Linked DNA regions of Homo sapiens: regions 1, 2, 3, 4, 6 and 7 are each linked to region 5. Evidence: chromatin contacts called from ENCODE Hi-C data. All regions are on one chromosome and are shown on one strand. Each heading gives the region's core, a stretch centred on a gene start or an enhancer-like site at or near the end of the contact. The rest is flanking DNA. Distances are from core to core; before and after follow the strand shown.

The links. A loop is a pair of places that touch in the nucleus more often than their neighbours do. Pooled maps may share reads with other maps.
Region 1: a loop to region 5 is called in a pooled map, with 8 times the contacts of the local background. The contact joins the enhancer-like site here to the promoter of GTPBP6 in region 5. A Hi-C loop is called at or near these places in 2 of 37 single-sample maps with no recorded cell type and 3 of 50 pooled maps.
Region 2: a loop to region 5 is called in a map with no recorded cell type, with 13 times the contacts of the local background. The contact joins the promoter of IL3RA here to the promoter of GTPBP6 in region 5. A Hi-C loop is called at or near these places in 8 of 37 single-sample maps with no recorded cell type and 7 of 50 pooled maps.
Region 3: a pooled map shows a loop between it and region 5 (15-fold over the local background). The contact joins the promoter of P2RY8 here to the promoter of GTPBP6 in region 5. A Hi-C loop is called at or near these places in 7 of 37 single-sample maps with no recorded cell type and 11 of 50 pooled maps.
Region 4: a map of ascending aorta shows a loop between it and region 5 (27-fold over the local background). The contact joins the promoter of AKAP17A here to the promoter of GTPBP6 in region 5. A Hi-C loop is called at or near these places in 4 of 168 maps with a recorded cell type or tissue (B cell, Caco-2, ascending aorta and 1 more), 9 of 37 single-sample maps with no recorded cell type and 20 of 50 pooled maps.
Region 6: a loop to region 5 is called in a map with no recorded cell type, with 18 times the contacts of the local background. The contact joins the enhancer-like site here to the promoter of GTPBP6 in region 5. A Hi-C loop is called at or near these places in 2 of 37 single-sample maps with no recorded cell type and 3 of 50 pooled maps.
Region 7: a pooled map shows a loop between it and region 5 (10-fold over the local background). The contact joins the enhancer-like site here to the promoter of GTPBP6 in region 5. A Hi-C loop is called at or near these places in 1 of 168 maps with a recorded cell type or tissue (naive thymus-derived CD4-positive, alpha-beta T cell), 2 of 37 single-sample maps with no recorded cell type and 11 of 50 pooled maps.

Annotation. Positions count from the first base shown.
Region 1 is chrX:1,499,685-1,502,937 of GRCh38, forward strand. All of the region lies in intron 1 of P2RY8 (P2Y receptor family member 8), which reads right to left. Among named protein-coding and RNA genes, the nearest start is that of P2RY8, 36 kb to the right of the region's middle. Within about 2 kb of position 1,612, at least 11 of the 41 ENCODE cell types and tissues checked have a DNase peak (open chromatin) inside an H3K27ac peak, as active enhancers do.
Region 2 is chrX:1,334,920-1,338,111 of GRCh38, forward strand. IL3RA (interleukin 3 receptor subunit alpha) reads left to right here and starts at 1,866. Exons shown (of 12, transcript NM_002183.4): 1 at 1,866-2,007. It overlaps LOC101928032 (a long non-coding RNA gene), which reads right to left. Exons shown (of 8, transcript XR_007068376.1): 8 at 2,355-2,597.
Region 3 is chrX:1,535,901-1,538,868 of GRCh38, forward strand. P2RY8 (P2Y receptor family member 8) reads right to left here and starts at 1,285. Exons shown (of 2, transcript NM_178129.5): 1 at 1,021-1,285.
Region 4 is chrX:1,589,751-1,592,861 of GRCh38, forward strand. It overlaps AKAP17A (A-kinase anchoring protein 17A), which reads left to right and starts at 1,854. Exons shown (of 5, transcript NM_005088.3): 1 at 1,854-2,019.
Region 5 is chrX:317,077-320,061 of GRCh38, forward strand. GTPBP6 (GTP binding protein 6 (putative)) reads right to left here and starts at 1,720. Exons shown (of 10, transcript NM_012227.4): 1 at 1,363-1,720. The coding sequence starts at 1,711. LINC00685 (long intergenic non-protein coding RNA 685) reads left to right here and starts at 2,069. Exons shown (of 1, transcript NR_027232.1): 1 at 2,069-2,985.
Region 6 is chrX:2,173,517-2,176,838 of GRCh38, forward strand. No RefSeq gene overlaps it. Among named protein-coding and RNA genes, the nearest start is that of DHRSX, 330 kb to the right of the region's middle. Within about 2 kb of position 1,300, at least 2 of the 41 ENCODE cell types and tissues checked have a DNase peak (open chromatin) inside an H3K27ac peak, as active enhancers do.
Region 7 is chrX:1,656,196-1,659,328 of GRCh38, forward strand. No RefSeq gene overlaps it. Among named protein-coding and RNA genes, the nearest start is that of ASMT, 43 kb to the left of the region's middle. RefSeq lists enhancers at 1,103-1,604, 1,605-2,104. Within about 2 kb of position 1,481, at least 9 of the 41 ENCODE cell types and tissues checked have a DNase peak (open chromatin) inside an H3K27ac peak, as active enhancers do.

The sequences.
Region 1 (3,253 bases), core at 362-2,861, 1.2 Mb after region 5:
AAACCCTATAATTTAAAATACTACATTCAAACAACCTGACCAAAACTTTCTAAATGATTTCCCCAAAACAGAGCCGTAAGTAACTTGGGAACAAGACAAGAGGCAACCTGGGATGTCTTTCTATTTATTTATATCTCTAATTTTTTGAATCTGTTTTTTTGTTTTGTTTTGTTTTGTTTTGTTTTTCTTTTTGAGACGGAGTCTCGCTCTGTGGCCCAGGCTGGAGTGCAGTGGTGTGATCTCAGCTCACTGCAAGCTCCGCCTCCCGGGTTCCCGCCATTCTCCTGCCTCAGCCTCCCGAGTAGCTGGGACTACAGGCGTGTACCACCATGCCCAGCTAATTTTTTGTATTTTTAGTAGAGACGGGGTTTCACCGTGTTAGCCAGGATGGTCTCGATCTCCTGACCTCATGATCCGCCTGCCTCGGCCTCCCAAAGTGCTGGGATGACAGGCGTGAGCCACCGCGCCCGGCCTGTTGTTGTTTTTTAATGTTTTTTTTTAGTTTTCGGTGTACAAATCTACTTTCATGATTAATTTCTAACTGTTTTATTCTTTTTGGTGTTATTGTTAATGTAATTGTTTTCTTATTCTCTTATTTATGTACTTATTTTGAGGTAGGGTCTCACTCTGTTGCCCAGGCTGGAGTGCATTGGCACAATCATGGCTCACAGCAGCCTTGAACTCCTGGGTTCTAGTGATCCTCCCACCTCAGCTTCTCAAGTAGCTGGGACTACAGGCGTGCACCACCATGCCCAGCTAATTTTTTTTTTTGTTTTTTGAGACGGAGTCTCACTCTGTCATCTAGGCTGGAGTGCAGTGGTGTGATCTCGGCTCACTGCAACCTCCGCCTCCCGAGTTCAAGTGATTCTCCTGCCTCAGCCTCCCGAGTAGCTGGGATTCCAGGTACACGCCACCACACCCAGCTAATTTTTGTATTTTTGGTAGAGACGGGGTTTCTACTAAATGTTGGCCAGGCTGGTCTCGAACTCCTGACCCCAGGTGATCCTCCAACCTAGCCCTCCCAAAGTCTTGGGATTACAGGCGAGAGGCCCTGCGCCCGGCCACGTTAATTCTTTAGAAGTCAACAGAGGCCCATTGCTCTGAGCCGCCGCCACCCCCAGCCCTGTTTGTGACGACCAATGGGCTGCCGTGGACATAGGATTTTGGGTGTGCTAAAACCAGGAAAGCCCCCAGCAGCACCCAGGCTCCGAGGTTCTGGGAGACACAACCTCCCCGCCAGAGGGAAATGACCCATTACAATCCCCTGGGTGGTTTTCCAGGCCAAGCAGCTGGGGCCGCCTGTCTGGCCCAGGGTGGCCTGAATCTCTCGGTTCTGTCCTGGGAGAGGTGGGGATTTTTAAGCCTGACCTTTTAACTTTACCACAGGGCTGCTATCCAGCCTTCCTTCCTGTGACAGACTCTACGCCCATCTTCCAAAGCTCACAGAGCTGGCCGGAGAGTCCCAGGGCCCTCTTGTGAACTACGTCTTGGAAGGAGGTGGCTGTGTCTTCTCAGATACCATGTCCAGGCTTACATCTGAATGTTTTCGGTCCGACTTCAAGGGACGTAAATATCAGACCCCTGGAAGCACTCTGTGCATCCCTGTGACGGTGCTTTGCAGACTTTTGGCCTGTGTTTGACTTTCTGATGCGTTTTCATTTTCACTTTCGTTTTTCTGTATTTATTTATGGAGACATAAGGTCTTGCTCTGTTGCCCCAGGCTAGAGTGCCATGGTGACATTATATAGCTCACTGCAACCTCAACTTCCTGGCCTGAACCGATCCTCCCACCTCAGCCTCCTGAGCAGCTGGGACCACAGGTGCTCACCACCATGGCTGGCTAATTATTTATTTTTGTAGACATAGGGGTCTCACTATATTGCCCCGTCTTAGTTTTCATTTTTATTTTTTATTATTATTATTATTTGAGACAAAGTTTCACTCTGTTGCCCAGGCTGGAGTGCAGTGGTGCGATCTTGGCTCACTGCAACCTCCATCTCCCGGGTTCAAGTGATTCTCCTGCCTCAGCCTCCCGAGTAGCTGGGATTACAGGCGCGCACCACCACGCCCGGCTAATTTTTTGTATTTTTAGTAGAGATGGGGTTTCACCGTGTTAGCCAGGATGGTCTCGATATCTGGACCTTGTGATCTGCCTGTCTCGGCCTCCCAAAGTGCTGGGATTACAGGCATGAGCCACCACGCCCGGCGAGTTTTCATTTTTATTGATTATTATTATTATTTTTTGAGACGAAATCTCGCTCTGTCACCCAGATTGGAGTGCAGCGCTGTGATCTTGCCTCACTGCAACCTCCGCCTCCCGGGTTCAAACGATTGTCCTGCCTCGGCCTCTTGAATATCTGGAACTACAGGCGTGTGCCACCACATCCAGCTCATTTTTGTATTATTAGTAGACACAGGGTTTTACTGTGGTGGCCAGGCTGGTCTTGAACTCCTGACCTCAGGTGATCCACCCACCTCGGCCTCTCAAAGTGCTGGGATGACAGACGTGAGCCACCACGCCTGGCCTCATTTTTCTATTTGGAAATAAAGTCCTGTCTAGGTTTATGAGGAGTGGGACCACATCACTGAAGATACACGAGCAAGAACATGGATTTGCTTATCTCTGTTTTGGTCATGTCCTCCCGGGGGGCAGGGGTGGGGGTGGCAAACCTCCTCCCCTCCCTCCCCCACTTCGAACACAGAGTGAGTGTTGGTGACACTCAGCCAGGGACAGGACCCCGCTGCGAGCCAGGTTCCTCTTTCTACTGACTCTCTGGGGACCCTGTTTGCCTCCCGGCAACACGCTTTGCCGAAGAGCCCCTGTGCTGGCTGCCACGTGAGCCGCCCCTGTCCCTACTCTCAGCAGCCTTCCCCACCTGCAAACCCAGATCGAGGGCCTCCCATGCTGGGTTGGATGGTGGCCCCCAGAGATATGTCCGTGTCCTGAGCCCTGCTATTTGGGGAGGGGGTTTCATTTGGAAAAGAGGGTCTTTGCAGATTCATTCCGTTGTGGATCTTGAGAGAAAATAATCCTGCATTGTCTGGGTGGGCCTTAAATGCAATGACAGGTGTCCTTCTAAGAGACAGGAGAGGAGACACAGACACAGAGGAGAAGGCCACGTGGAGACGGAGACAGAGCCTGGAATGACGCGGCCACAAGCCCAGGGATGCCTGGAGCCCCCAGGAGCTGGGAGAGACAGGAAGGAGCCTCCGGAGGGAACTGGATCCAATTGTAATGGGTTGAACAGCGGAT
Region 2 (3,192 bases), core at 616-3,115, 1.0 Mb after region 5:
GCTGAGGTTGGGGTGGAATTTGGGAAGGGTGCCGAGAACCAGAGAAGAGTTGATACATTCAGAGGGAAGGGAAGGGCTGTCTGGGAGTGCGCGTGCTGAGTAAACAGAAATAACAGATTTCAGCGTTGGAAAGAGAAGCCCGGGACAGGTTGGTGAGTGCCCCATTCAGGGCTGGACTTTACTAAGGGTTTTTGTTTGTTTGTTTTCTGTTGAGACAGAGTTTGCTCTTGTCACCAGGCTGGAGTGCAGTGGTGTGATCTCGGCTCACTGTGACCTCCGCCTGCCGGGTTTAAGTGATTCTCCTGCCTCAGCCTTGGGAGAAGCTGGGATTACAGGCACCTGCCACCACGCCTGGCTAATTTTTAAATTTTTACTAGAGACGGGGTTTCACCATGTTGTCCAGGCTGATCTTGAACTCCTGCCCTCAGGTGATCTACCCGCCTCAGCCTCCCAAAGTGCTGGGATGACAGGTGCGAGCCACCGCGCCTGACCACTAAGATTTTTTTTTTTTTTTTTGAGACGGAGTCTCGTTCTATTTCCCAGGCTGGAGTGCAGTGGCGCCATCCTGGCTCACTGTAACCTCCGCCTCCCAGGTTCAAATGATTCTCCTGCCTCAGCCTCCGGAGAAGCTGGGATTATAGGCACCCACCACCACGCCTGGCTAACTTTTTTCTTTTTACTAGAGACGGGGTTTCACCATGTTGGTCAGAATGGTCTCGAACTCCTGACCTCAGGGTGATCCACCCTCCTCGGCCTCCCAAAGTGCTGGGATGACAGGTGTGAACCACCGCACCTGACCACTAAGATATCTTTTTTTTTTTTTTTTTGAGACGGAGTCTTGCTCTATCACCCAGGCTGGAGGGCACTGGCGCCATCCTGGCTCACTGTAACCTCTCTCCCAGGTTCAAACTATTCTCCTGCCTCAGCCTCCAGAGAAGCTGGGATTACAGGCACCTGCCACCACGCCTGGCTAATTTTTAAATTTTTACTAGAGACGGGCTTCCACCATGTTGGCCAGATGGTCTCAAACTCCTGACCTCAGGTGATCCGCCCTCATCGGCCTCCCAAAGTGCTGGGATGACAGGTGTGAGCCACCACCCCTGACCACTAAGATATCTTTTTTTTTTTTTTGAGACCGAGTCTTGCTCTGTCGCCCAGGCTGGAGTGCAGTGGCGCGATCTCGGTTCACTGTAACCTCCTCCGCCTCCCAGGTTCAAGCGATTCTCCTGTCTCAGCCTCCCGAGTAGCTGGGATTACAGGTGCTCACCACCACGCTGGGCTAATTTTTGTATTTTTAATAGAGACGGGGTTTCACCATGTTGGCCAGGCTGGTCTCAATCTCTTGACCTCAAGTGATCTGCCCGCCTCGGCCTCCCAAAGTGCTGGGATGACAGGCGTGAGCCACCGCACCCGGCCACTAACATATCTTTAATAAGATCTGTCATCTGAGACCGGGGGCCACCTCCCTGTCTGGGTGCTGTTTCCCACGAGACAGGGAGGAAACACAGGCAGGAGCCCCTGGACACCAGCGTTCACGCCTCCAAGGCTGAATTTACTATGTCAGGAAGTTGCCCAACCCTGCCTGTATAGCCAGCAAGAATTCTAATTATAGCAAACAGAAACACTTGCAGAAAAAAAAAAAAATGAGAACGGGAACATGATAATTTTCAAAGAAAGAGTCTTTCTTTCAAGGAAAGTCAGGTTCATGGTTACGAAGCTGCTGACCCCAGGATCCCAGCCCGTGGGAGAGAAGGGGGTCTCTGACAGCCCCCACCCCTCCCCACTGCCAGATCCTTATTGGGTCTGAGTTTCAGGGGTGGGGCCCCAGCTGGAGGTTATAAAACAGCTCAATCGGGGAGTACAACCTTCGGTTTCTCTTCGGGGAAAGCTGCTTTCAGCGCACACGGGAAGATATCAGAAACATCCTAGGATCAGGACACCCCAGATCTTCTCAACTGGAACCACGAAGGCTGTTTCTTCCACACAGTACTTTGATCTCCATTTAAGGTAAGGTCCCCCCTCCAGGGTGGGATGAGGGAAAAAGAGGGCAGGCAGGGGAGGCGGTGGACTGTGGGTTCCCAAATCCAAGCTGGCAGACACGGGGCATTGGCATGTAACAGGTTTCTGCTGAGACCTGCTGTCCGTGTGGGCACCACACCACACATAGAATGACCCGGTACCAGAGAAGTATGTTTGCGATCTCATTCACCCTTTTGTAAGTGGATCGGACGCTGAAGCCATCATAGCATGTTAGATGCCTTGGGTTTATAAAGGTGATAGCATTAGGAGTAATTTGACAGTGCTTTCTGCTTTTTCTGTGTGCTTGCTAGAAAATGTACACACCTACACATGGCTAGAGTTCTCTGTTTATTAGAAAGCGCTGGTTCAGTTAGTCAATGAGCTCACGCCCAGGGCGAGCTGACTGCCAGCCGGGGAGCCGCTTTTGGGGCTGGGACCCCAGCCTGCTTGTAGTGTTTCTCAGTGGTTTTCAAAGGCTGGCGGGACTCAGAATGTTCCAGATGGCTGGTGAAACCTCAGGTCCCTCCTAGCAGCTTTATTCACAGTAGCCAAGAGGTGGAGACAGCCCTCGTACCCATCTATAGATGAATGGAAAAATATAATGTCCATCCACACAGTGGAATATTACGCAGCCATGAAAAGGAACAAGCAGCTTTATTCACAATAGCCAAGAGGTGGAGACAGCCCTCATACCCATCTATAGACGAATGGATAAATATAATGTGGTCCAGCCACACGGTGGAATATTACACAGCCATGAAAAGGAACAAGCAGCTTTATTCACAATAGCCAAGAGGTGGAGACAGCCCTCATACCCATCTATAGACGAATGGATAAATATAATGTGGTCCAGCCACACAGTGGAATATTACACAGCCATGAAAAGGAACAAGCAGCTTTATTCACAATAGCCAAGAGGTGGAGACAGCCCTCATACCCATCTATAGATGAATGGAGAAATATAATGTGGTCCAGCCACACAGTGGAATATTATACAGCCATGAAAAGGAACAAGCAGCTTTATTCACAATAGCCAAGAGGTGGAGACAGCCCTCGTACCCATCTATAGATGAATGGAGAAATATAATGTGGTCCAGACACACAGTGGAATATTATACAGCCATGAAAAGGAACAAGCAGCTTTATTCACAATAGCCAAGAGGTGGAGACAGC
Region 3 (2,968 bases), core at 35-2,534, 1.2 Mb after region 5:
TCTGACAAGACCCAAGGAATTGGGGTTTCTAAGCGGACCTGTACAAATGAGGTCTGAGGTGGCCGTGAGACCCGGGTCTGGGGTCTCCCTGGCACCGAGGGGGTGACGAGGGGCCACCGTGCTCATCCAGGCACCCATAGGGCTTTAAAACCCGTTTAATTTATGCTTACTCTTCCATTATTGGAACGCTAAGCATTTGGGAGTTATTTATATCCCACGGCTCAAGGTCATCGCCAAGGTCTCATTGCAAACATTGAAAAAACTGCAATCTCAGGCGTAAATGGGTTACGTGCAGCAGCCGCAGCTGCTTACCCTCTCTAAGGTTAACCTCAAGAGAGGCGCATTTCATGGAATGAGTTTTTTTTTGTTTTTTTTTTTCTAAACAGAGTCTCGCTCTGTCGCCCAGGCTGGAGTGCAGTGGCGTGATCTCTGCTCACTGCAAGCTCCACCTCCAGGGATCATGCCATTCTCCTGCCTCAGCCTCCCGAGTAGCTGGGACCGCAGGCGCCCACCACCAAGCCCAGCTAATTTTTGTATTTTTAGTAGAGACGGGGTTTCACCGTGTTAGCCAGGATGGTCTCGAACTCCTGACCTCAGATGATCCACCCACCTCGGTCCCCCAAAGTGCTGGGATTACAGGCACCTGCCACCACGCCTGGCTAATTTTTGTATTTTTAGTAGAGACGGGGTTTCACCGTGTTAGCCAGGATGGTCTCGAACTCCTGACCTCGTGATCCGCCCACCTCGGCCTCTGAAAGTTCATGGAATGAGTTATTAAAGGAAGGGTGGCTTGCAGCCCTGGAAAATTTGAGCATTTCTCCCCTAAGTGACGAAGCGGCTGTGCAAAGTCTTCCTCCCAGGAAATTTGCACTCCTGGTCTGCTCTAGCGTGAGGAGAACACGCCTCATGGAGTTTGCACCGTCTTCCCCCATGTTCTCACCGTACACGGACCCTCCCAGCGACCCTGTCTTCTCCCTTGACAGTGCAGGACAAGCATAAAAGTCCAGCTCGGCGGCTCACCTGTGCAGAAGCAGCGGCAGAAGTAGCAGGTGAGAGCTCAGAGGGTCTCCAGGTAACAGGATGCAACGCTTAAGTCGACGGCCGTGCCTCAGAGCCCGGGACTCGGGGGGCCAGCCACCAGCTTGCAAGCCGTGGTCACTCAAAGTGCTTGAGAAGGTGTTCGTGGGCGGCAGACGGCTGCCCTTCCAGTTCCATCTGTCCAGCAACCTTGCAAAGGCGGCCGCTTCGCTGGGTGGCCCACCGGCTGGCACGACTGTCTCCGAATGCAAATTCTGCAAACTCCACCTCCCAGCGCACCACCACGGTTGCGACTCAGGCTTAGGTGGAAAGGAAGTGTGTTGTGACATTTCCTCTGTAACTGTCTGAACACTCATGTGCAGGGCTGAGCCCACTGGAGTAACGTCGCTGTGTCTCTGGGCAGCACCGTTAACCGCCCACCTCCCTATCACTGGCTCGCAGGGGGCCCTACTCTTAAGAGAACCCTGAGAGTGAGGAAAAGAGGGAGAATGATTTTTCTAAATTTTGTAACCAGCAGTGAAGAGCCGTGGCATGCTCCAGAACCGATTCCTGTTTCTTCTGAAATAACAAAACAAAACAAAGAAAGAACAGAACACGTTTCCTTTTAGACTCTAAAGCTGTGCTCATTGCGACATCTCTTGGTACACAGCCAGACTGTGACAAGCGAACAGACCTTGGGCACTGATCATTCCGGCTCTCACAGTTGGTCACGGGCGCTGCAGGCTCATATCCTCAACATCCCATGGGGGATCGGCCAGTTTCAGGAATGAGAACCAGGTTTCCGAGCTCTGGTATCCTTGCTTGTGAGGAGCAACGGTTGGTTCTTGTCACTCGTGGGAGGAGGTTGAGAGGGAAGGATCTGTCACTGAGAAAGAATGAATGAATATTGAACCACTGCTCAGGGAAAAGACATGGTAGAATCAATCCCTCAAGCCAGGCTGGGTGTGGTGGCTCACGCCTGTAGTCCCAGCACTTTGGGAGGCCAAGGCGGGTGGATCACTTCAGGTCAGGAGTTTGAGACCAGCCTGGCCAACATGGCGAAATCCCGTCCCTACTAAAAACACAAAAATTAGCTGGGTGTGGTGGTGGACACCTGTAGTCCCAGCTACTGGGGAGGCTGAGGCAGGAGAATCACTTGAACCTGGGAGGTGGAGGTTGCAGTGAGCCAAGATCAGGCCATTGCACTCCAGTCTGGGTGACAGTGAGACTGTCCCAAAAAACAAACAAACAAACAAAAAGACCAGGCCTGCTGGCTCACGCCTATAATCCCAGCACTTTGGGAGGCCAAGGCGGGTGGATCACTTGAGGTCAGGAGTTCGAGACCAGCCTGGCCAACATAGCGAAATCCCGTCCCTACTAAAAATACAAAAATTAGCTGGGCATGGTGGTGGATGCCTGTAATCCTAGCTACTGGGGAGGCTGAGGCAGGAGAATCACTTGAACCCGGGAGCTGGAGGTTGCAGTGAGCCAAGATCAGGCCATTGCACTCCAGCCTGGGTAACAGAGTGAGACTGTCTCAAAAAAAAAAAAAAAGTCGAGGCCTGGTGGCTCACACCTGTATTCCCAGCACTTTGAGGTGCCAAGGTGGGCCGGATCACTTGAGGTCAGGAGTTCGAGACCAGCCTGGCCAACATAGCGAAACCTGTCCCTTAAAAATACAAAAATTAGCTAGGCGTGGTGGTGGACGCCTGTAATCCCAGCTACTGGGGAGGCTGAGGCAGGAGAAGCATGTGAACCTAGGAGGTGGAGGTGGCAGTGAGCCCAGATTGGGCCATTGTACCCCAGCCTGGGTGACAGAGTGAGACTGTCTCAAAAAAAAAAAAAAAAAAAGGCCAGGCCTGGTGGCTCACGCCTATAATCCCAGCACTTTGGGAGGCCAAGGCGGGTGGATCACTTGAGATCAGCAGTTCAAGACTAGCCTGGCCAACAT
Region 4 (3,111 bases), core at 604-3,103, 1.3 Mb after region 5:
CTCATGACCTAACCACCTCCTAAAAGCACCACCTCTAATACTCTTGCAGTGGGAACTGAGTTTGAACTTGAGTTTTGGAAGGACAGAAACATGGAAGGCATAGCAACCCTCTTACACAGCCCGGCCCCTCTGAAGCCTGCCTGGGTTCACAGAATGTTCCGTCTTCCTCAGGCCCCTGGTGTGTTGGCTTTCTCCTTTGTTGATAGCTGATGTTGAGCAATGCAAGATTTCTGTTCTGATTATCTGACCCTGGATATCCAGTTTGGGGACTTGTGACATATTTGGGACGTCAGAAGCACGTACCTCTCACATAGAGCATGGCATACTTAATAAACAATAAATTATAATAAAAAATGAATAATGCATTATAAATTATCATTACTTATTTATTTATTTATTGGAGACAGAGTCTCGCTCTGTTGCCCAGGATGGAGTGCAGTGGCGCCATCTTCGCTCACTGCAACCTCTGCCTCCTGGGTTCAAGTGATTCTCGGGCCTGCCTCAGCCTCCTGAGTAGCTGGGACTATAGGCAACCACCTCCACACCCGGCTAGTTTTTTGTCTTTTTAGTAGAGACGGGGTTTCACCATGCTGGCCAGGCTGGTCTTTTTTTTGTTTTGTTTTGACATGGAGTCTCGCTCTGTCAACCAGGCTGGAGTGCAGTGGCACGGTCTCACTGCAAGCCCCACCTCCCAGGTTCACGCCATTCTCCTGCCACAGCCTCCCGAGTAGCTGGTAGCTGGGACTACAGGTGCCCACCACCACGCCCGGCTGATTATTTTTTGTATTTTAGTAAAGACGGGGTTTCATCGTGTTAGCCAGGATGGTCTCGATCTCCTGACCTCATCATCCGCACATCTCGGCCTCCCAAAGTGCTGGGATTACAGGCATGAGCCACCGGGCCCGGCCCCAGGCTGGTCTTGAACTCCTGACCTTGTGATCTGCCCGCCTTGGCCCTCCAAAGTGCTGGCATTACAGACGTGAGCCACCGCACCTGGCCTCATTTATTATTTTGTAATCACATTATAAATTGTCATTTATTATTTCATAATTACATTATAAATGATCATTTCAGAATTACATTATATATTTTCATTTATTTCATAATTACACTATAGATTATCATTTATTATTCCAAAATTACATTATAAATTATGATTATATTATACAATAGCATTTGCTTCATAATTACATTAGATTATCATTTATTTTTAAATTACATTATATTTATTTCATAATTACATTATAAATTATCTTATAATTAGAAATGATCATTTATTTCATAATTGCAATATAAATTATTATTAATTTCATAATACCATTGTAAGTTATCATTTATTATTTCATAATTACATTATGTAATGGTATGCGTTAATAATTATTAATATACAATTAATAATTATTAACCATTCAATTAATAGTTAATTAACTAGCAATTTATATGTAATTCTATAATTACGTCATAGAATATGATATCTAATTTATACATAAATTATATTATTCAAGTATATTACCCATAATTTGCAAGTATAGTATAGAATCCCGTTATAGGATCCTATTACATTTTAGAATTTTGTTATATATATTTGACTCTACAATTGGAATTTAGACCCCACACCGGCCCCCCTCCTGTTTGGCTTAAGGGCTATGACCACAGACCCTGGCCCAAGTACCTCCCCTGGTTACCCGCAGGCAGGTGGCACCATGGGGGCGGGGCGGACTCGCGCACGCGCAGTGCAAAAGGTCGGGCTCCCGGAAGTCCCTCCTCCCGGGGGCGGAGCCAGGGCAAGAAGGAGAAACCCGGTGCTGCCGCGCGGCCTCTTCCGCGAGCCCGCGCGCCGGAAGTGGAAATGCGTCATAGAGGGCGGGCGGCGACGGCGGTGGCGGCGTCGGAGGCGCCTCCGGGGGACGGTGGCGGCTCCCGGCGGTGAGGCCGCGCCTGTCCGGGGATCGTCGAGGGACGGCGGGAGCTTGGGCCAGCGGCGGCGGCGGCCTGGGACGCAGGCGGAGCCCCGCGCAGGTGAGTGCCGCCCCCGTGCCTCCCGGGCCTGGCTGCAGCCGGCGAACGCTTCGCTCCTAGGGCCGGGCCCGGGGGGCCGGGGCTTGGGAGGCGGCGCCTAGGGGCCTCGGAGGTGACGGGGCTGGGGTTGGGGGGCGTGGGGTGCCACCGGGGGGCTGGGAGCGCCTGAAACTGTACGGGGGAATCGGGGGCTGGGGAGGTCTGCGGTCGGGGTCCGGGGGTCCCTGGAAGTAGGGGTAGGGGCTGGAGCGGTTCCTGGGACTGCACCGAAGGAGCTGAGGCCTGGAGCGGTGTCGGAGGGCTGGGAGCTCGGGGGATCGGATGGGCGGGAGACTAGGAGGCCTGGGACTAGGGGACGTGGCGCTGCGGTCGCTCCTAGGTCTACAGTGGGAAGCAAGGGGCTGTCCGGGGTTTTCGGAGGCTGGGGCGGTGCTGTGTAGGTTGGGGTATTGGGGCTCATCCAGGAGGGTGGTGGGGAGCGGGGAACTGAGGAGCTGAGGGTACCGAGTGGCCAAGGGCCTGAGAATGTGTGGGGCCCTGCCAGGGGTGCCAGCGGCAGCCTGAGGCCATGCTGGGGGGCTGCGGTAGGTGGGAATACCAGGGGCAATGCCGCGTACTGGGGATTGGGCAGCCAGGTGTACCGGGGTGGTCGGAGGGCGCTGGAGGCCAGAGTGGGGAGGGTTCCTCGGTGGTGAAGTTGCTGGGGCCGCTTGGGTTCTGGGGGAGGGTTCACTGGTCTCTGTCCAGACTGGAGCCCCTCCCTGGTGCCCCACTGACCTTTTCTGGTCGCTTCTCCACCCTCCCTCCCTTCTTTCGCACCTCCCACCTCGGGCTTGGGCGAGGAGGCCGTCTCCTGGGCCTGGCAGGAAGCCTCCAGGTTGATGGGGTGGGCGGCCGGGCCGGAGGCGGTCACCTGAGATGGTTGGGTTTCTGCGAGTGAAGCTTCCTCTACTTGGACTTGGCCGTCAGGAAGTGGCTGCCCGTCAGCTCAGCAGGGAAGAGGTGGGTTAATGAAGGTGGGCGGAGAAAGAAGGCGCAGACGGGGGACTCCGGCCCCTAACTTGTGGAAAGTTCGTTGTACTTTTTGGCTTT
Region 5 (2,985 bases), core at 470-2,969:
AGAGACGCTTCTGCCCGGGGCCCCCGTCCACACCTGCCCGGGGAGGCCTCCTCCTGCCCTTGAGACAATCTCCCCGGAGAAGGCACCTTGAGCCGCCGTTTGTCCCCCGATATGACTTCGTCCCCCCAGGGCCTCTAAGTAGGAATCTGACGGGAGAAGGACACCGGAGCCACAGCGGGACACGAGGGCGACCCTGCCTTACATGGAATTTGGGCTCCAGGCGGGCGCAGCAGGGAACCCGGGAGCTGCGGGTGCTCAGGGGATTACTGAGGAACCACCGGCAGGTTTGGGGAGTAGAGAGGCAAGAGGTCTGCGCGCTGTTCTGAGCAGTTCGGGGCTTCATCTGTTCCAGGAATTAGCCATTTTGGAAAACACCCGTAAAGAAAAACCACTCATCGACTACAGGAGCTTCCAAGGGAAAAATCAACCTTTATGAGACTCTGACACGTGCAGCGACTTATTCATTTGCATTTCCTCCTGGGGGGTGGGGGGTGGGACTAGACACAGATTGGTCCGCTGGACGCCCTCCCTTCCCTGACCTCAAACACACCGTGCCTACCTCTAACCCAGAGCAAGAGAAACGTAGGTCCCATCGGCGAGAACCGCCCCGGCCCACCCAACCCCACCCCACCCCACCCCACCCCACCCCACCCCACGGACCCCACGGGCCCCACCCCATCCCACGGACTCCACCCCATAAGCTCCGCCCCCGCACTTTTACCCCATAGGCCCCTCCCCCGAAGCCCCGCCCACGCACCTCCACCAATGATATCCTCCCCTCTTCCCCATAAGCCCCGCCCTTTCACCCATGGGCTCCTCCCCCGAACCCCACCCATGCACCTCCACCTATGAGATCCTCCCTTCAGAGCCCCGCCCCCGCATCACCATCCATAAGCTCTTCCCCTCAGAGCCCCGCCCCTCAGCGCCACGCCCTGGCATCTCCAACCATCAGACCCTCTCCTTAGAGCCTGGCCCCCTGAAGCCCCGCCCCTACGTCGCCACCTGAGCTCTTCCCCTCAAAGCCCCGCCCTGGGTCTCCACCTATGAGATTCTCAGGTCAGAGCCCCGTCCCTGAATCTCTACCTATGAGCCTCCCCAGAGCCCCGCCCTTGCATCGCCAGCTATGATTCTCCCGAGTCCCGCCCCTGAATCTCCACCTATGAAATCCTTCCTGCAGAGCCCCGCCCTTGCGCCTCCACCTATGAGATTCTCCCCACAGAACCCCGCCCCTGAATCTCCACCTATGAGATCGTCCCTTCAGAGCCCCGCCCCTGAATCTCCACCTATGAGCCCCCTCCCCTCAGAGCCCCGCCCCCAGGTCTCCAGCTCCTGTTTCTCCCCCGAAAGCCCTGCCGCGGTCACCTCGAGTCATCTGCGACTTCCCCGGGCCCCACTTGACGTCAGGGTGAACCAGACACACGCGCTGGGTCCCCGCCGGCAGCAGAGGCTCTCCCCGCAGCAGCTCCTCCTCGGCGTTCTCGTCCGCATCTTCCGGCTCCTCCTCGTCGTCTCCCGTGCGGCTTCGGCCGCCGTCCGCCCGCAGGCCCCGCCCTCCGCCCCACGGCCCCTCCAGATTCCCGGGGCTCCTGCGGCCGACAGCGGCTAGCGCGCGCGCGGGGCAGGACGGCGCGGCTGCCCGCGGAGCCGAGCGGCCGCGGCCCACGCGGGAGAGCCGCAGCCCCGGGCGTACGGCGGCCCGCAGGGCCCACATGGCGCGTCTGGAGGCTGAACGTTGGGGCGGGGGCTGCCCACAGGCCGCTCCTCATCACGTGCTCGTGATTGGCGTGCGGCCGGGGCTGGCTCACCAGCGCCTCTCCCCGGCACAGGCCGTGCTCCTCATTGGTCATCCGGCGTCACGTGCTAGTGATTGGCGTGCAGCTGGGGCGTGCTCACCAGCGCCTCTCCGCAGCATAGGGCGTGATCCTCATTGGTCATCCCTTGTCACGTGCTGGTGATTGGCGTGCGGCCGGGGCGGGCTCCCTAGCGCCGCGCCCCGGCAGGGCGTGCTCCTCATTGGTCGCCCCGCATCAGGTGCTGGTGATTGGCACGCGCTGCCGGCGGGGGAGGCGGGACCGGGCCGCTTCTTGTTCGGCGTGGGCGGCTCCTGGCAGACCCATCCCGCGGTGCAGCCGCCGGCCCGGTAGGCGCCAGGACCCCGAGCCTCGGCGGCGGCGGCGGCGGCGGCAGCGCTGCCTTCACTCACCTCGTCCTCGCTCCCGTCCTACCCCGTTCCGCGCTGGGTGGAGTCCAAGTCTGATTGCGAGAGTCCGGAACGCCGCCTCGGGGGCTTGACTCCAGCCCCGGGGATCGAGAACGGCGCCCAGGGGTCCCTACGTCTGCCTTGGGGGCTCGAGTCCCGCCCTGGGCGTCCGTGACGTCGCCCAGGGGTCTCCACGTCTGCCCTGGAACCTGGAGAGCCGCCGTGGGGGCCCCGGAAGCTGCCCCGGAGTCCCCACGTCTGCCCTGGGGGCTCGAGTCCAGCTCTCAGGGTCCCGGACGCCACCCAGGGGGTCCCCATGTCTGCTTTGGGGGCTCGAGTCCAGCCATGGGGGTCCTGGACGCCGCCTCGGCGTCCCCGCGTCTGCCTTGGGGGCCCGAGTCCCGCCCTGGGGGTCCTGGACGCCGCCTCGGCATCCCCGCGTCTGCCTTGGGGGCTCGAGTCCCGCCCTGGGGGTCCCCGATGCCGCCCGGGGGTCCTCACGTCTACCTTGGAGACTGGAGTTCCCCCGTGGGAGTCTCGGACGCCACCCCGGAGTCACCGTGTCTAGCCTTGGGGGCTTGAGTCCAGCCCTGGGGGTCCTGGACGTCGCCGAGGAGCCCCCACGTCTGCCTTTGGGGCTTGAGACCTGCTCTGGGGGTCCCGGTCGCCGCCCAGGTGGGTCCCCACGTCTAGCCTTGGGGGCTTGAGTCCAGCCCTGGGGGGCCCGGATGCCGCCCGGGGGTTCTCCTCGTCTGCCTTGGGGGTTGGGTCCAGCCCCAGGCGTC
Region 6 (3,322 bases), core at 50-2,549, 1.9 Mb after region 5:
AATTACACCTGTCACTTCTTTTTCTTGTTGCTGTTATTGTTGTCTAAAGTTTAGCTTGCTTCATTCTTTCCCTTAAACTTTTATCTTAGGTTTGGGGGTACACGTGCAGGTTTGTTGTAGGTCAATTTGTGTCACCGCAGTTTGTTGTACAGATGATTCCATCACCCAGGTATTAAGCCCAGTACCAATAGTTATCTTTTCTGCCCCTCTCCCTCCTCCCACCCTCCACCCTCAAGTAGAGGTGTCTCTTGCTCCCTTCTTTGTGTTCATGAGTTCTCCTCATTTAGCTCCCACTTATTTATTTTTTTATTTTTTTGAGACGGAGTGTCACCCTGTCGCCCAGGCTGGAGTGCAATGGCGTGATCTTGGCTCACTGCAACGTCCGCCTCCCGGGTTCAAATGATTCTTCTGCCTCAGCCTCCCCAGTAGCTGGGATTACAGGTGCCTGCCACCACGCCCGGCTAATTTTTGTATTTTTAGTAGAGATAGGGTTTCACCATGTTGGCCAAGCTGCTCTCAAACTCCTGACCTCGTGATCCACCTGCCTCGGCCTCCCAAAATGCTGGGATTACAGGCCTGAGTGACCGCGCCCGGCCTAGCTCCCACTTATAAGTGACAAAGTGCAGTATTTGATTTTCTGTTACTGCATTAGTTTGCTAAGGGTGATGGCCTCGAGCTCCATCCATATTCCTGTAAAAGACATGATCTCATTCCTTTTTCACAGTTGCATACTATTCCATGCATGCCTGTAATTCCCAAGCATGTAGAAATATTACAACACGATCCAGCGGCATAAAATGTGGTTTGAACCCACCCCCATCCTTTGGTTTTTCTCTTTCCTCCCTTCCCTTAACCTCCTACTTTTAGTTTTTAGCGTGCCTCCTTCTGTTTCTTTTTTATTTTTTTTTTATTGAGACAGAGTCTTGCTCTGTCGCCCAGGCTGCAGTGCAGTGGTGCAATCTCGGCTCACTGCAAGCTCCGCCTCCCGGGTTCACACCATTCTCCTGCCTCAGCCTCTCCGAGTAGCTGGGACCACAGGTGCCCCCAACCGCGCCGGGTTTTTTTTTTTTGTTTTTTTTTTTTTTGTATTTTTAGTAGAGACGGGGTTTCACCGTGGTCTCGATCTCCTGACCTCGTGATCCGCCCGCCTCGGCCTCCCAAAGTGCTGGGATTACAAGCGTGAGCCACCGCGCCCGGCCTGTTTCTTGTATGCTAAGGTTTGCATTACAGCTGGGAAAGTGGAGAAGAGACAATGTTTCTCCTCCAACCGAGTAAACAAAATTACGGGGATTAGAATGTGCCTGCTAAGAGCTCAGTAAACGTCATCTAGTGGTTACTAAGTGACCAAACAGGAAGCTGGGTGTTCATGCAGTCATGCCTGGATTCACTCACACTGCAGCCGCTGGTAGGGACAGACACAGCAGGGTTGGGACAGATTTGGTGGAAGAAATCATAAGCTAAAGAGAAACCCTGGCGTGCAAAACAATCCTTCCTGGCCGGGTGCGGTGGCTCACGCCTGTAATCCCAGCACTTTGGGAGGCCGAGGCGGGCGGATCACAAGGTCAGGAGTTCAAGACCAGCCTGCCCAATATGGTAAAACCCCGTCTCTACTAAAAAAAAAAAAAAAAAAAAAAAATCGCCAGGCGTGGTGGCGGATGCCTGTCGTCCCAGCTACTCGGGAGGCTGAGGCAGGAGAATCGCTTGAACCCGGGAAGCGGAGGTTGTAGTGAGCTGAGATCGGCCCACTGCACTCCAGCCTGGGAGACAGAGCAAGACTCTGTCGGAAAAAAAAAACAAAAACAAAAACAAAAAAACCATTCCTTCCTGGTAGCAGGCCTCATTCATCAGCAGCCCATAAAGGACTCTACTGACTTTTTGTCCTAGGTTAACTACAACCTGTGTCCCAGAAACTGCAGAGAGGCTCCCTTCAGGGTTCCCACGCTCATCCACATACACATACACTCACGCATGCACACGGCTATTCACACTCGTGCATACACATATACATATACATTGCAGGTGTGCACAGGTTTTCACACGCATCTGCACACGCACGCATGCAGCTAAAAGCATATGTGCATTTTACACACGCACACATGCATTCACGCACACATGAGGCATTTGCACACGTGCACGGGTGCACTCTGTGGTCTCTGCCCTTCCTCTCGGCACTGCTTCTCCTTCATGGATCCCTTCCTTTTGTGATTTCAAGAAAGCCTCTTTGGAGAAGGTCTTCCACTCCAACACCAACCTGTCAACCAAAATCCTGCCCCGTGTCGGCAGCACGGCCTTTGTAGATTGCATGCTGGGTCCAAATCACATTCTATGTTGTTTTCAGCAGTGCTCCCCTCGATGTGTGCCACAGCCCTCATCAAGAGGAGTCCAGAGCTGTCGTCATCAGCGCTACGATGCTGATCCTGTCTTTGTCCTCTATTCTCCTCTTTGCATACACAGCCAGCTCATCTACCGAAATGAGAACTCTTGTGTGTCAGGGTCTAAGTGTTTCTCCTCTTTGCAGCCCTGCTTCCACTGAAACCCAGGCATACACATGCATGTACAGATACACTCACACCTGCATGTACACACGTGCGTATACATGCATTGCACACATCGATTCACACATAGGTATGTACACCCATGCACATACACACTGCATATATGTGCAGATTTTCACACATACATGAGGCATCTGCACACGTGCACAGGTGCACTCAGTTTTTCACACTCATGCACACGCAGGCACACATGCATGCACACATATGCACATACATCAATAAATGCATAGCCCACACACATATTTACACATGCACGAAGCATTCTCATACCCATGAATACACGTTCATACATGCACACACAAGCATCCACTCAAGTACACATATTCACACATGCATGTACACACATGCACAGAAACACACATACATGATACACATGCAACCCTTTCACAGTGCATGCACGGTGCACACACACATGCACACATTCACACATGCATGTGTGCATTGAACACGCATTTGCGCATGCACAAGGCATTCACACAATCGTGCATACACATTCACACCTTCATGCACACAAATTCACATATGCATTTGCAGGCATGCAGTGATGTGTGCACACGTGCATTCAGATGCGTGAATTCATGCAAACACACACAAACAACACGCACACATATGGATGCATACACACACATGCATGCATACTGAGACACCCTGAGGCACAGTGAGATGTCTGTAACATAATACAAATTGGGTGGTTACATTTGGCCTCTTGAAATTCAACAAAACCACAATACAATCCAGCATCTTTGGTCCAAAGCAGCTCCTGCCTC
Region 7 (3,133 bases), core at 231-2,730, 1.3 Mb after region 5:
CCCTGGACCACTGGACTCCAAGTTCTTAATCCTTGGGACTCAGACTGGCTTCCTGCCTCCTCAGCTTGTAGATGACCTATGGTGGGACCTCACCTTGTGACTCTGTGAGTTAATTCTCCTTAATAAACTCCCCTTCATATATATATAATTCATGTGGACTCTTTCTAGACCATATAGATTGTATTAGTCAGGGTTCCTTAGAGGAATAGAACAAATAGAAGATACACACACACGCACACACACATATATATGTACGTATATGTGTGTATATATACACGTGTATATATACACACATATATACACGTGTATACACACACATGTGTATATATACATGTATACACATATATGTGTATATGCACATGTGTATACACACATATGTGCATGTACACATATGTGCATATACGCATATATACACGTGTGTATACGCATATATACGTGTGTACACGCATATATACACGTGTGTACACACATATATACACGTGTGTACACGCATATATACACGTGTGTATACGCATATATACACACATACACACATATATACACACATATACACACACACATATATATACACACACAATACATATATATGTGTGTGTGTGTGTGCGTGTGTGTGTATATATCTTCTATTAGTTCTATTCCTCTAAGGAACCCTGACTAATACAATGTATATGGTCTAAAAAGAGTCCATATGAATAATCCACTCCTAGTTTAGCATATCATCAAGAAATAACCATAAAAATGGGGGCCAGGTGTGGTGGCTCACGCCTGTCATCCCAGCACTTTGGGAGGCCGAGGTGGGTGGATCGCCTGAGGTCGGGAGTTTGAGACCAGCCTGGCCAACATGGTGAAACCCCATCTCTACTAAAAATACAAAAAAAATTAGTCGGGCATGGTGGCAGTTACCTGTAATCCCAGCTACTCGGGAGGCTGAGGCAGGAGAATCGCTTGAACCCGGGTGGCGGAGGTTGCAGTGAGCCGAGATCACGCCACTGCACTCCAGCGTGGGTGACAGAGTGAGACTCCATCTCAAAAAAAAGAGAAAAGGTTGTATTCTTTTGAGTCCTTGATAGCCTCTGACTGAATACATCATGTATTAGTTTGGTGTAGAAGTAACGGAGTGAAAACAAAAACAACAAAACAACCACCACCACCACCACAACAAAAAACACCCAGGCACAAAAGTGCAAAATGGCACAATATCATTTGCATGAAGTGTCTAGAATAAGACTGCTTGCAGAGTCAGAGAGCAGATGGGTGATTGCTTAAGGCTGAGAGCAGGGAGACTGGGGAGTGACGGTTTAATGGGTATGGGGTGTTTTTTTTTGGGTTACGAAGGTGTTCTGGAACTAGCTAGGGCCGGTGGTTGTGTAAAATGCTCAGTGCACTAAATCGTCTCTTCATTGTGCAATTTTTAAAATGGCAAACTGTGTGTGATGGGTATTTTCCCACAGTAAGAAACAGCAGCAGCACAAAGGGAGGTGATAACTCACGTCATATCACACCCTGCAGGCCCCATCACCCTTCCTCCTTCCTCTGTTCACCTCCTCCTCCTTTTCCGGGCTCTGCAGACGAGCCCGGGCAGCCCTCCCCGCTGGCCGTCTGGACCCAGGCCTGCCTGTCTTGGGTGCATTTTAGGACATTAAGTCTGGCTGGAACCTGAGAGCATCAGCCATGCGGTAAGTCCCCACATCCCTCCAGCAGTCTGGGAGGGGAGCTCTCTCCTTTGCTTTTGTACACTCTGGAGAAAATTGTCAGGCAGCAGACATGAAGAGCCTCTGGGGAGATTCAGTGAGGGCTGGCAGGCAGGTGTCCAGGAGCCTGAGTGACTCACGAGAGAAAGGACATATTCCTTAAAGACAAATTCATCAACGGATTGGTTTAAATAATTCCTGCTCAGCACATCCCAAATTAAGCTTCGTCATCAGACACTGCATCTGTTGCCTTTTCTAGAAACATGAGCTCTAAGCTCAGTGACACCGTCTGTCAGGGTTTCAACGTTTCACCTCCCCCCTCCAGGGGAGCCGGTTTCCATACACCAAAGCTCTCCAAGGTCCAGTTGTGAGGATGGGGAACGCTGGCTGTCTGGTGACGGCCTTTCCAAAGCTGCCCTGTCCTCTTGCATTAAGAAAGATTAGTTTGTACTCCGGGAGGAGAGGCGCAGAAGGTTAACAAGATTAGAGAGAGCTCCTGAGACCTGCGGTGAGATTCCCTGAGGGATGTGGCTAATAAAACTGTAAAAACAACGCAGGCGGTGTCTCTCACCGCCGGGTCCTGATTTCAGGGCCGCAAATGTCTACCTCTTCTAGGCAGTTTGCTACCTCAATAATTTAGGTTGTCAGTTGTGGTATCCAAGCCCCAGCACACTTTTTTGTTTGTTTGTTTGTTTGTTTGTTTTGCAGTTTGCAGGTGATAGTTTCTAAAGATGTGTTTTTCTATTTTTCTTTCTTTCTTTCTTTTTTTTTTTTTTTTTGAGACAGAATCTCACTCTGTCGCCCAGGCTGGAGTGCAGTGGGGCGATCTCAGCTCACTGCAAGCTCCGCCTCCCGGGTTCACGCCATTCTCCTGCCTCAGCCTCCCGAATAGCTGGGACTACAGGCGCCCGCCACCACGCCCGGCTAATTTTTTGTATTTTTAGTAGAGACGGGGTTTCACTGTGTTAGCCAGGATGGTCTCGATCTCCTGACCTCGCGATCTCCCCGCCTCGGCCTCCCAAAGTGCTGGGATTACAGGCATGAGCCACCACGCCTGGCTAATTTTTTGTATTTTTAGTAGAGACGGGGTTTCACTGTGTTAGCCAGGATGGTCTCGAACTCCTGACCTCGTGATCCGCCCACCTCAGCCTCCCAAAGTGCTGGGATAACAGGCGTGAGCCACCGCGCCCGGTCTATTTTTCTTAACTAAGAAATGTGTATGTGTGTGCATATGGTTGTGTGGCTGGTAGAGGTGGAGAGCTTCAGGAATGTGTGTATGCGTGTGTGTTTCTGCGTGTGTCTGTGTATGTGTTTGTGTGTTATCTTTGCTTGTGATTATGTTTGTGTCTGTACATATGTGTGTGTCTTTGTGGATGTGTGTTTGTATATGTATGGCTGTCTGTGTGTGTTTGCCTCTTTGTGTATGCATGTGAATGTGTGTG